Regions from separate parts of the Homo sapiens genome. Here region 2 is linked to region 1. A link is a contact called in ENCODE Hi-C or POLR2A ChIA-PET data. All regions are on one chromosome and are shown on one strand. Each heading gives the region's core, a stretch centred on a gene start or an enhancer-like site at or near the end of the contact. The rest is flanking DNA. Distances are from core to core; before and after follow the strand shown. Region 1 has its middle 15 kb from the start of GPR68. Region 2 overlaps DGLUCY (D-glutamate cyclase).

The links. Hi-C counts contacts between places; a loop is a spot of excess contacts on that map. ChIA-PET counts read pairs that join two places held with the same protein, here RNA polymerase II (POLR2A). Pooled maps may share reads with other maps.
Region 2: a loop to region 1 is called in a map of PC-3, with 5 times the contacts of the local background. The contact joins two enhancer-like sites. A Hi-C loop is called at or near these places in 5 of 168 maps with a recorded cell type or tissue (CD4-positive, alpha-beta memory T cell, PC-3, naive thymus-derived CD4-positive, alpha-beta T cell and 1 more), 5 of 37 single-sample maps with no recorded cell type and 13 of 50 pooled maps. POLR2A ChIA-PET finds 5 or more read pairs at or near these places in 11 of 52 experiments (A673, CD4-positive, alpha-beta T cell, CD4-positive, alpha-beta memory T cell and 7 more).

The regions. Positions count from the first base shown.
Region 1 is chr14:91,226,615-91,232,378 of GRCh38, forward strand. No RefSeq gene overlaps it. Among named protein-coding and RNA genes, the nearest start is that of GPR68, 15 kb to the right of the region's middle. RefSeq lists enhancers at 1,773-1,832, 1,843-2,122, 2,153-2,472, 2,533-2,622, 3,170-3,219. Within about 2 kb of position 2,282, at least 11 of the 41 ENCODE cell types and tissues checked have a DNase peak (open chromatin) inside an H3K27ac peak, as active enhancers do; they include CD4-positive, alpha-beta T cell, where a contact is called at or near this core.
Region 2 is chr14:91,173,247-91,179,374 of GRCh38, forward strand. DGLUCY (D-glutamate cyclase) reads left to right here. Exons shown (of 14, transcript NM_001102368.3): 6 at 43-193; 7 at 2,688-2,810. Among named protein-coding and RNA genes, the nearest start is that of SNORA11B, 50 kb to the left of the region's middle. Within about 2 kb of position 4,290, at least 4 of the 41 ENCODE cell types and tissues checked have a DNase peak (open chromatin) inside an H3K27ac peak, as active enhancers do; they include CD4-positive, alpha-beta T cell, where a contact is called at or near this core.

The DNA.
Region 1 (5,764 bases), core at 1,032-3,531:
TAATGGAGGGTCCTGCCTTGTGGCTCTTTTGGCTTCAATATCCGCTTGGTGGTTCCTTTCTATTTCCCTTTCCTTTCCTTTCTGGTGACCCCGGCAGTGTAAGACTGCCACCTCTTTAGGTTTCTGTACAGCCAATAATAATCTCCTAATGGCTTCCTGATGTTTGATAGGTGTTCCCTCGGAAGTTAGGAATTCCCTTCCTCTCCATATTGCTGCACGGGCATGGAGGACTAGGTAAGCATACTGTATATATATTTACCCGAAAAGGTGAAAGTTCTTGACTTAATAAAGAACAAGTTCATATATTGAGGCTACTAAGCTCTATGGTAAGAATGAATTTTCTATCCATGAAATTGAGAAGGAGGCTGGGCATGGTGGCTCATGCCTATAAGTATTCCCAGCACTTTGGGAGGCCGAGGAGGGCAGATCACTTGAGCTCAGGAGTTTAAGACTGGCCTGGGCAACATGGCAAAACCCCGTCTCTACCAAAAATAGAAAAAATTAGCCGGGCGTGGTAGTGGGCGTCTATAATCCAGCTACTCGGGAGACTGAGGTGGGAGAATCGCTTGAAACTGGGAGATGGAGGTTGCAGTAAGCCCAGATTGCGCCACTGCACTCCAGCCTGGGTGACAGAGCGAGTCTCTGTCTCAAAACAAAAAAGAAAAAAAAAAGAATTGAGAAGGAAAAAGAGATATGTGCTAGTTTTGTTGTCAAACCTCAAGCTGCAAAAGTTCTGGCCACAATGTGTGGTAAGTGATCAGTTAAGATGGAAAAGGCATTACATGTGTGGGTGGAAGACGTGAACAGAAACGTGTTCCAACTGACAGCAGTCGAGTTCAGTACTATCCACTGGGGATCTTGGAACATACTCCACGTGGATGAGGGGGTACTGTTATCATTAGGGCATAGTCAGGCAGCCGTGCATGGTGGCTCACACCTGTGATCTCAACACTTTGGGAGGCCAAGGCAGGAGGATCCCTTGAGCCCAGAAGTTTGAGACCAGCTTGGACAACATAGTGAAATCCCATCTCTACAAAAAAAGTTTTTAAAATTTGCCAGGCATGGTGGTATGCTCCGGTAGTCCCAGCTACTCATGGGGCTAAGGTGGGAGGATCACTGGAGCCTGGGAGTTCGAGGCTGCAGTGAGCTGTGATCACACCACTGCACTCCAGCATGGGTGACAGAGCAAGAGCTAGTCTCAAAAAAGGAAAAAAAGAAAATGGTAAAATGTGCAAATGTGGAATATATATTTACAAAGTTCTTGGGTTTTACAGAAGATTTACTCCTACCACCACCAAAATATTTATACCTTTGAAATGCTTTTTTTTCCAAACAGCATTTTGTTTACTAAGGCAAAAGAACAGCATTTTGTTTACTAAGGCAAAAGGTCCTTTGAAGAGCCTAACATTTATCACCATTGCTGCCCCTCACCTCACCCCTAACACTATTCCACCTCCTCTCTGTCTGCTCCCCTGCACCCCCTGAGCCCAGACCCTTTAACCTCTTGCATAGGAGGGCAGCCTCACCCTGTGGGTGGGTCAGGCCTCTCCAGTGCTCAGGCGGCTCAGAGTCCTCCTGAACAACTCCAGTCACTTGCCCTTATCTCTTTCACAAGCTCCCACTGCACAGTGCCCAACAACATTAGAAACTGAGTCACTGACCGTGTCCCATTACACTCTTACAATATCCTGTGCTGGTTGCACTGCTGAGTGACGGCTGACTCACCCAGATCAGGGGAGTCCAGCTTCGCAGCCATGGCCCCAAATGTTTGTTGAACCTGCTTAATTTTCATTCATTTCCTTAAACAGGTCTAGTTTCATTCTTTAAGGAGCAACAGTTGTGAGAATAGAACACAGAGGGTAGAAATGAACCCCGCATTGTACACACAGCAGTTAAGCGTGAGGATGTAGCACAGTGGTTCTGGGACTGACTTCAGTTCTCCCTATGCAGGGGCATGATGCAGCCCTGGGCGGAAGTTGCTGGGGCTGGGGCTCTCCAGGTCTCCCTTTGTCATTCTAGGGGAGTTCCCACAGGCAGGGGCTGTGCTCAGTGCTGGTGCGGCAGCAGGGCTGACACCTCCAGCATCCTGAGAACTCAGCCACATGGGGATCTGCGGCATCTCACGGCTCAGTGAAGCCACCTCAGCTCTGCAGCCTCCCTGACCACATGTCCTCCAATTAGGATTTTTGTCCCTGATTTGGGACTGCAGAGTTCCATGTAGCGAGGGCCTCTGATTGAGATTGTACCCCGACGTTTCTGCAATCTTGATGGCTAGAAGAGAGAAGCCCTCACCATGGTAAAGCTGCCAGCACGCTTCTGACTCATGTTTTGGGGGAAGACACAAATGGGTCTTTGGTTTTGCAGTAGTAACAGCAGGGTTCTCTTCTGGCATGGAGGAGTCTGAGGCATAACCATGTAATGGGTTGTCTTCACTGTGGGCAGAAATTCATGGGGAGAGGATTTCAGTTGTTTGGTAAAGAGGCTGACACCAGGTTGAGCCCAGAGAAAGCTGAGAATAAGGGTCCTAGACTCAGTGACACATCCAAACCCCTGACCCCGCTACAGGGAGAGGCAGGCCTGTGGTCCAACATCAGGGGCTCTGATGCAAGGGAGAAGACCCCTTAGCAGGGCCCAGCCCAAGGACCACAGGAGCTCTGCATTCCAGGATCCAGTTTTGATGCTTGTCCATTCCACTGTAGGATTCCTGCTCAGACCTTTAGTAGTTTTGCTCAGCTTTCCTCTTTTATCCTAGCCTTGACTGTGCTTTGAGGAAGCACCTGTATCCATGGGGTGGCCATGGTGAGTGTGGCTGCAGCCTGCAGAAGCTAGTTACAGGGAGATAGGAGATGACATGCAGGGAATGATGGGGTGATTTAAGGCGAGATATGGGCCTGGTGCCAACCAGAATGGATTTGTGGGACATAGGAGCATCACTGGGCATTTCCAAGAACATTGAGGGGAGGTAATCCTGGTGAACAGTGCATAGGATGCTCCATGGATAACAAGGGCAGGCTGGAGACCTTGGCACCTTGAGGGGAGAATGAGCCACACAGACCCTGCAGGAGATGGATCAAAGACAAGTGAGCCAGCTAAGCAGGTCAGGGCTCCTTAGTCCCCTGGAGGTCCTCTGGCCCCTCCGTCACTCAGCAGGGAAAGGCATTCCTCTGAGGTTGTTCCTTGCCCCTCATTGCACGGGCTTTGCTGACCACCAGCCCCGACTTGGTCCAGCCCACTGCATTCTGCTACATCCTGCCCACTCCCTGTGGCTTCCACTGGCTGCACGATGAGGTCTAACTCAGATTCGAAAAACCACTTCCTCTAGGCAAGGTGGAGAGGAGGATGTGGCTTACCAGCAATTCACATAAACTCAATGTGTGTCAGCAATAAGATTTCTCACCAGAAGTAAAGAAGCAGAGAGGAAAATGGGCCTGTTCTCCATGGGGCAGGTCAGACAGACTTGCTCTCACTTCACATTCCAGGCATCGCATTTGAAGAAGTGGATTTTGTTTAGAGGAAGGTACAGAGGGGTGGGTGCTTAAAACCTCTTAAGTTTAGGGCTGGATGTGGTGGCTTATGCCTGTAATCCTGGGGAGGCCAAGGCAGGTGGATCACTTGAGGCCAGGAGTTTGAGACCAGCCTGGCCAACATGGTGAAACCCTCTTCTCTACTAAAAATACGAAAATTAGCTGGCTGTGGTGGCACACGCCTGTAATCCCAGCTACTTGGGAGGCTGAGGCAGGAGAATTGGTTGAACTTGAGAAGCAGAGGTTGCAATGAGCCAAGACTGTGCCACTGCACTCCAGCCTGGGTGACAGAGCAAGGCTCTGTTTCAAAACAAAACAAAAAACCTGTTAAGTTGAGGTGGCTTGAAGAGCTGCCTGTCAGAGACTGGCCAGATACTCACCAATTCTGCCTCTCTTTCCTGCATCCATAGGAAAACTACCTTTCCCAGCCTCCCTTGCAGTTAGGTTGAGGCCACATGCCTGGGATCTGACCAATGGAATGTAAGTAGCAGGGATATCCGCCATTTCCACACTTGGCCAAAAACCCCTGTGAGATTCTCTTTTTGCTGCATCCCCTTACCTGTGTGGGTGAAAAGGGAAGACCCCAAGATGATGGACTCTGGTGATGGGAGGATCCTGAATCACTGCCATCACTTTGGGAAAGACTTGCCAGAAAGCAGCCTCTCGTTGGACTTTGCATGAAATTTTCTGCCCGACCCTGAAATTAGTCATCTTGAGTAGTAGTGAGTTGTCATTGGTGGTGTTTGTTTGTAGACAGACTGGACTATCGTTTTTGGGGAATGCAGAGGGGAGACTTCATGGAGAGGGAACTGAATATTATGACCTCTCTGGTATATGCCAGCACTAATATCTAACATGTAATTTAGCAGTATTCTTCTGAAAGTTGTTGAATTAAAGCAAATGGGATTGAAATCCCAACATTTCCCCAGAGTACTGGGCACCATTATAACCTCAGGATTAAGGCCATCTGTCTTAGCCCATTTTCTATGGCTATAACAGAATACCACGGACTAGGTTATTTATAAAGAACAGACATTTCTTTGGCTTATGGGTCTAGAGACTGGGAAGTCCAAGAGCATGGTGCCAGCATCTGGCAGGGTCATCTCCTGGCAGAAAGCAGAAAAGCAAGCAAGTTCTGAAGAGAGGAAAAAAGGGGGCTGAACTCCCCCAATAACAAACTCTCTCCCACCATAACAGCATTAACCCATGACCTAATACCTCTTAAAGGTCCCACCTCTTCGCATAGTTACAATGGCAATTAAATTTCAGCATGCGTTTTGGAGGGGACATTCAAATCATAGTATCATCAGAGACTACTGTCTTGCCAGATGAATTCCAGGGATGGAGGCTTCAGGATCACCAGCTACAAGAAGTGGCTTTTTCAGAAAAGCAACGAGCCAAGAGGGTCAGAGTTTGGCTCTCTTTTGGTTGGACCAGCCAGAGGAAAGCAGCAGATGGGGATGTATTTCGTGCCGAAAATTTCTCCCACTCTTGTCTGGCCAACCCACAGACCAGTGTGTGTAACAGGAAGATGAGCCCTGTGTGTAAACAGGAAGATGAGCCCTCATCTGACTAAACAACTCTGGTGAATAAGAAATAAATCCTAATGGCTTCTGTCACCTTCCAAACCAGATGGACTTTTTCTTCCACCCATCCTCTCAGGAGAGAAAGGAGTCATAATCCCCAATATTGTCCTTACTTAATCTGTTTAGAAGAAGGATCTACTCTTCTGGAACACTCCAGGACTCTAGGAGCCTGACCCAGAGAGGGATTAAGTGACCAAGATCAAATTTACATTTTAATATGATGCAGTTAATCCTCAGTGATAAACATGGCATATGCCACTGTTGAGAAGATGCTCCAGCCTAAAGAGGCAGGTCAGCAAATGTGGGCCTCTCCAAACAAAGCCCCGTCACTGAGGACAGCCCCACAGAGATGAATGCAACAGGCCCTTCTTCTCTAGTGAGGAGGGGGTGGTCTGATGGAGCCCTCCCTCACTGTGGGGAGCAGCTACCCAGCAGGTACAAGGGGTTATGTGGCCAAGGACAGAGTGGGTGATATTCTCCAAACCACATGACTGGGCTCTGTCCTCAAAAGGGAGTTAGCCAAGTTAAACCACAGAGCGAATTTGCAACACCACACTGAAGAACTGGGTGGCACTTCATGAATCTCAAGTGGAGGGAGAGAAGGCTCTACTTCACTCAAGGGCTGTGTCTTTCTTGACCATTTGCTGGGTAATC
Region 2 (6,128 bases), core at 3,040-5,539, 51 kb before region 1:
TTTTTTAACATTTTCACTTGATTTTTTTTTTTTTTTGGTCAGACAACAGTGCCTTGTGTTACCCATGCTGGCTTCTGCTGCCCTCTGGTGGTCACGATGAGGCCCATTCCCAAGGACAAGCTGGAAGGGCTGGTGCGGGCCTGCTGCTCCCTCGGAGGTGAGCAGGGGCAACCTGTTCACATGGGCGACCCAGGTCAGTGTCTCTCGCTCCTGCCCATGATCTTCCTGTTCACATGGGCAACCCAGGTCAGTGTCTCTCGCTCCTGCCCATGATCCCCCTGTTCACATCGGCGACCCAGGTCAGTGTCTCTCGCTCCTGCCCATGATCCTGACAGCCTCTCTTGGAGTTGGGCCTAAGAAGCAGACAGGAGTTTGCCACGTTCCTAAGCTCCCATGGCTTGTCTTTGTTTTTACCAGGGGTCTCCAGGGGCAAAGGCCCTGAACAAGGCTCAAAGGCTCTGGCAGCTGTATCAGGGCTGGGCTTACAGATGCCCCTCAGGTTTAAAGGTGCCACCCTTGGCAGAATAGCCAGTCTCACTGTGATGTAAGTTTATATATATCACATCCTTTTGGGTTTTTACCGAGGCTTAATAATACATACATAGGAAAAAATATATATATATATAATGAATATATATATTGGGTTTTGTCCACAATTCCTGGCTCATAACTCCTAAAATTCTTGGAACCTCCAAAATGCTGTATTTTGTCTGATAGGTTCAGGGTGGGGCTGGTCACCAGAAAGACTAAGGTAGGATTAGAGGGTTGGGACTTTCAGCTCCACCCCTCCCCGCAACCTCCAGGGAGGAAAGAGGGGCTAAAGGTCAAGCTGATTACCCACGGCTGATGGTTTAATCAATCATGCTCATGTAATGAAGCCTCCGTAAAACCCCAAGAGGATAGGCTTCAGTGAGCTTCTACATAGCTGAACACATGTAGGTTCCTAGAGGGTGGTGCCTAAGGAGGGCATGGAAGCTCCGCACCCCTTCCCCCACACCTTGCCCTGGGCATCTCTATCTGTATCCTTTGCAATATCCTTTATTTAATTTAATTAAATTAATTAATTTATTTATTTTTGAGACACAGTTTCCCTCTGTCGCCCAGGCTGGAGTGCAGCGTTGCAATCTCAGCTCACTGCAACCTCCATCTCCTGGGTTCAAGCGATTCTCCTGCCTCAGCCTCCCAAGTAGCTGGGATTACAGGTGCCCAACACCATGCCCAGCTAATTTTTGTATTTTTAGTAGAGATGGGGTTTTGCCATGTTGGCCAGGCTGGTCTTGAACGCCTGGCCTCAAGTGGTCTGCCCGTCTTGGCCTCCCAAAGTGCTGGGATTACAGGTATGAGCCACCGCACCCGGTCTGCAATATTTTTTATGATAAACTGGTATACATAAGTAAATGTTTCCTCAAGGTCTGTGAGCTGCTCCAGGAAATTAATCAAACTCAAAGAGTTTGGGTATAATCAAACCCAAAGAGGGTTAATCAAACTGGAAGCCAGTTGGTCAGAAGTTCTGGAGGCCCAGACTTGCAACTGGTGTCTGTAGGGGGGTGGCCTTGGGGACTGAGCCCTCAACCCGTGGGTTCTGATGCTATCTCCAGGTGGAATGGAATTGGAGGGCACCCAGCTGGTGCCTCCTGCTTGATGGTGGGGAGAAACCCCTACAAATTTGGTCACAGGAGTCTTCTGTGTGGATGACTGTTACTGCGGTGTGAGAGCAGAGGAAACACACCATTTAGGTAGAGTTTTTTTCTCTACACGCTCACCCACTGGGGATCTTTGATAAATGTAAAGCTCCTATGAACTTCCAATGAATCTGGGGTTGGAGGAAGCCAAGGGTTGCAGCAGGGCTCTTTGTCCGGAGATTTGAGCTCGAAGCAACGTCTAATCTGGGCTGCTATTCTTTGGTATATTTGGGTAGGAGATGGCTTTGTTCCATATGTTAATTTGAGCTGAAATCCATTGATCCCCAGCGTATTCACTCAATCTGAGAGTGAGTGAACAGATCCAAGATGAAGAGCCAATATCAAGAAGCTGTGCAGGCCTCTTAGAAGGCCTGATGAGAGTTTGAGACTGGGCCTTGGTTGAGGGTCCAAGTTTGGTATACCTAAACTTGCTCAACTGCATAACCGACAACATTAGACAGAACCTAGCCTTTTGTGAAAATGCAGTCAGTACTTGCTAGCTTCATCACATGAGGATGATTCAGGGCCACCCACCAGGATGGTGTCTGCTGAGGAGTTTTATCATTAGCGGGGATGGATTGGGCCCAGCACATCCATCTTTGCTGTCTTCGGGATTAGGTTGCTGCTGGTAGTCAAGCAGCTGAGGTTAGGTGCATGAGATGTGACCCAGCCTGGACCAAGGTCAACCCCCCAAGGCTGGCTTTGGTAGCAATCTGCACAATGAGAGTACTAGGCTCAATGCACCCAAGGATCCTTCCAGAAATCACGCCACACAGTTTGAGATTCTGTTTTCTGAAACCACCATGCCACATGGACTGTAAATTATGGAGTAGCCTGAGTTGTCAAAGCCTTAATCCCTATTCTCCTTCACCTCTTCCTCAAATACCATTTACAATAATCCTGCAATTTGAGTTTCTGTTTTAGAGAAAGAACCATAAACTACTCAACCAGTTCTAATTGGATGCTCCCTGCTGAGGAAATTACATTTTCCTTTTCCATCTGCAGAACTGTTGGGAATCAAAGAGCTTTCCAAACCTGCCTACGGGGATGCCATGGTGTGTCCCCCAGGGGAGGTTCCAGTGTTCTGGCCTTCTCCGCTGACCAGTCTCGGAGCTGTCAGCAGCTGTGGTACGTTGGGGGATAATGGGACAATCGATCTGCCCTAGGATGGAGCCCAGTGGGGTCTAGTTCTTGAAAGCATATTCTCGTAGTACAATGATTTAAAAATAAAGCCATGAAACAAAACACAAAACAGAGGCCTACAGCTACAGTGAATCTCTCTCTGGTTTCCTTCTTTTATTTATTTATTTTTTTTTGAGACAGGGTCTCACTCTGTTGCCAGGCTAGAGTGCTGTGGTGCAATCTCGGTTCACTGCAACCTCCAGCTCCCTGGTTCAAGCGATTTTTCAGTCTCAGCCTCCTGAGTAGCTGGGATTACAGGCATGTGCCACCATGCCCAGCTAATTTTTGTATTTTTAGTAGAGACGGGGTTTCACCATGTTGGCCAGGATGGTCTCAATCTCCTGACCTCGTGGTCTGCCCACCTTTGCCTCCCACAGTGCTGGGATTACAGGCGTGAGTCATCGCGCCTGGCCTGGTTTCCTTCTTTTAATCCCAGGGCTGGATCTCCTTACCAGAGCACTTTGTCTTACAACTCAATTTTTTTGTCGTTGGTTTTTTGGTTTTGTTGAGACACAGTCTCACTCTGTCGCCCAGGCTGGAGTGCAGTGGCACGATCTCGGCTCACTGCAAGCTCCGCCTCCTGGGCTCCAGCGAGGGAGGTGTGCCTCAGCCTCCCAAGTAGCTGGAATTACAGGTGCATGCCACCACACCTGGCTAATTTTTGTATTTTTAGTAGAGACGAGGTTTTGCCATGTTGGCCACGCTGGTCTTGAACTCCTGGCCTCAAGTGATCCTCCCACCTCAGCCTCCCAAAGTGCTTGGATTGCAGGCATGAGCCACCGTGTCCAGCCTCAAATATGTTTTGATTAAATATATTTCCTTCCTTCCTTCCCTTCTTCTTTCTTCTTTCTCTCTCTCTCCCTTCCTTCTTGTCTTGTCTTTCTTTCTTTCTCTTTCTTTCTTTCTTTCACAGAGTCTCACTCTATTGCCAAGGCTTGAGTTCAGTGGCATCATCATAGCTCACTGCAGCCTCAAACCTCTGGGGTCAAGTGATCCTCCCATCTCAGCTTCCCAGGTAGCTGGGACTACAGGCATACGCCGCCATACCAAACCAATTTTTAGAAATTTTTTGTAGAGATGGGGTCTTGTTACAATGTCCAGGCTGGTCTCAAAGTTCTGGGCTCAAGTGATTCTCCTGCCCCAGCCTCCTGAGTCATAGGGATAACAGCATGAGCCATTGCTTCAGCCGTTTTGATTAAATATATATTTTTATCTGCTGAAGCATCCCAGCCCATTCTAGCAGGAGGACTAACCTTTAGCTTGGCTTTTTGAGACATTTTGGAGATTGATGGGGCCTTGAAAACAAAGGTGAAGCCAAGAAATATAACTAAACAAGTCATTTCCTGTGGTATTTGCAAGGTGATTATAAACAAGGCCAGCAGCAGTACATTTTTTCCAAGGCCTAGGTGATATTACAATGAAGAGACACACGAGGGCGCCCTCGCTAGCTCTCAGTAAGATAGGAAGGTGACAGAAACATGAAAAATAACAGCTATTGCAGACCATGGTCATGGACACTGGAAAATTCTGGCCAGGCCAGCCACACTTGCGCTGTAAGCACATACTGTAGTGTTACTTTAATTTATTTTGAAAGCATTCGTGAGAGTTCAGCTATCAGAATGGCCTCATGCGAGGGAAAGATCATCCCTAATGTGGTGATGAGGCGTGGCTGCCAAGATCCACAGGATTCCATTTGTTCATTTATTTAAGTGCATGTGTTGAGAACCTGCTATGTGCCAGGCATGCACCCAGGCCTCAGGAGTACAGTGCTCCATGGGACAGGATGGAGTCCTCTGGGCGCTCATGGTCTTGTCTGAGTGTGTGTGTGGGCATGTGTGTAGACACACCCACCCACGTGCAGTAAACGTCCCCCAGCCCAGTGGCCTCACCGCTTTCCCACCATCGGTCGTGGCAGGTGCCCTGCAGAGGAGATCTCACTGCTGTGGGCACCCCAGCATGGCATGTTCCAGTCCTTTAGTTCTGACAGCGATAGCACAATTGATCGTAGATGAGAACAAATGACATCAGAGAGGGACAATCTTGAATCATTCTCAAATTCCCTTTTTTTTTTTTTGAGACAAGGTCTCGCTCTGTCACCCAGGCTGAGTGCAGTGGCACGATCACAGCTCACTGTAGCCTTGACCTCCTAGGCTCAAGCAATCCTCCCACCTGAGCCTCTGGAGTAGCTGGACTACAGGTATGCACCATCATGTCCAGCTAATTTTTAAATTTTTGTGGAGATGGGGTCTCACTATGTTGCCCAAGCTGGTCTTGAACTCCTGGGCTCAAGCGATCCTCCCACCTCAGCCTCCCAAAGTGCTGGGATTATAGTCGTGAGCCACCATGCCTACCTTGAACTTCAATATTTAAACTTCTATTAGCAATAGATTATGTGCAACAGACCTCACAACTGATGGGGGCAAAACCCCGTGTCATGCTCTGAGCTGACTGTTCTGACATCTACCTGGTTTTGGAGTGACCAGTTTTAGGTGCCATCCAAAACACAGACAAGCGATAATTAAATTCATCATCAGATTCAAGACTTTTTCCCCTTACACATCAAATCTAAAAGTTATGTATCTATTAGATTTTTATTTTGAAGTGCTGGCTGACTCTTTCTATTAAATATGAAACTTTAAGCCAAGTGTGGTGGCTTACGCCTGTAATCCCAGCACTTTGGGAGGCTGAGGTGGTCGGATCACTTGAGGTCAGGAGTTCAAGACCATCTTGGCCAACATGGTAAAACCCTGTCTCTACTAAAAATACAAAAATTAGCCAGGCGTGATGGCACACACCTATAATCCCAGCTACTTGGGAGGCTGAGAATTGCTTGAACCCCAGAGGCGGAGGTTGCAGCGAGCTGAGATCTCACCACTGCACTCCAGCCTGGGTGATAGAGCGAGACTCTGTCTCAAAAAAAAAAGAAACTTTATTGTTTCTGTGAAATCCAAGATTTATTTACTCAATTCACATCTGCATTTGTTGAACACCTATTATGCGCAAGGCCCTCTGTGGGATCCTGAGATGAATGAGCAATGGTCGCTCTTCTCCAGGAGCATACAACTGAGTAGAGATGAATACTCAAAGATAGTAATGACACTGAGGAAGGCAGAAGAGGTAAATAGTATGGTATTAAGCACTTAATGAGCTAGGCATAAGGAACTAAGAATGAGTAAGATACTACGTGGTTCAGGCCAGGCTCTGTGGCTCATGCCTGTAATCCCAGCACTGTGGTAGGCTGAGGCAGGAGGATTGCTTGAGCCC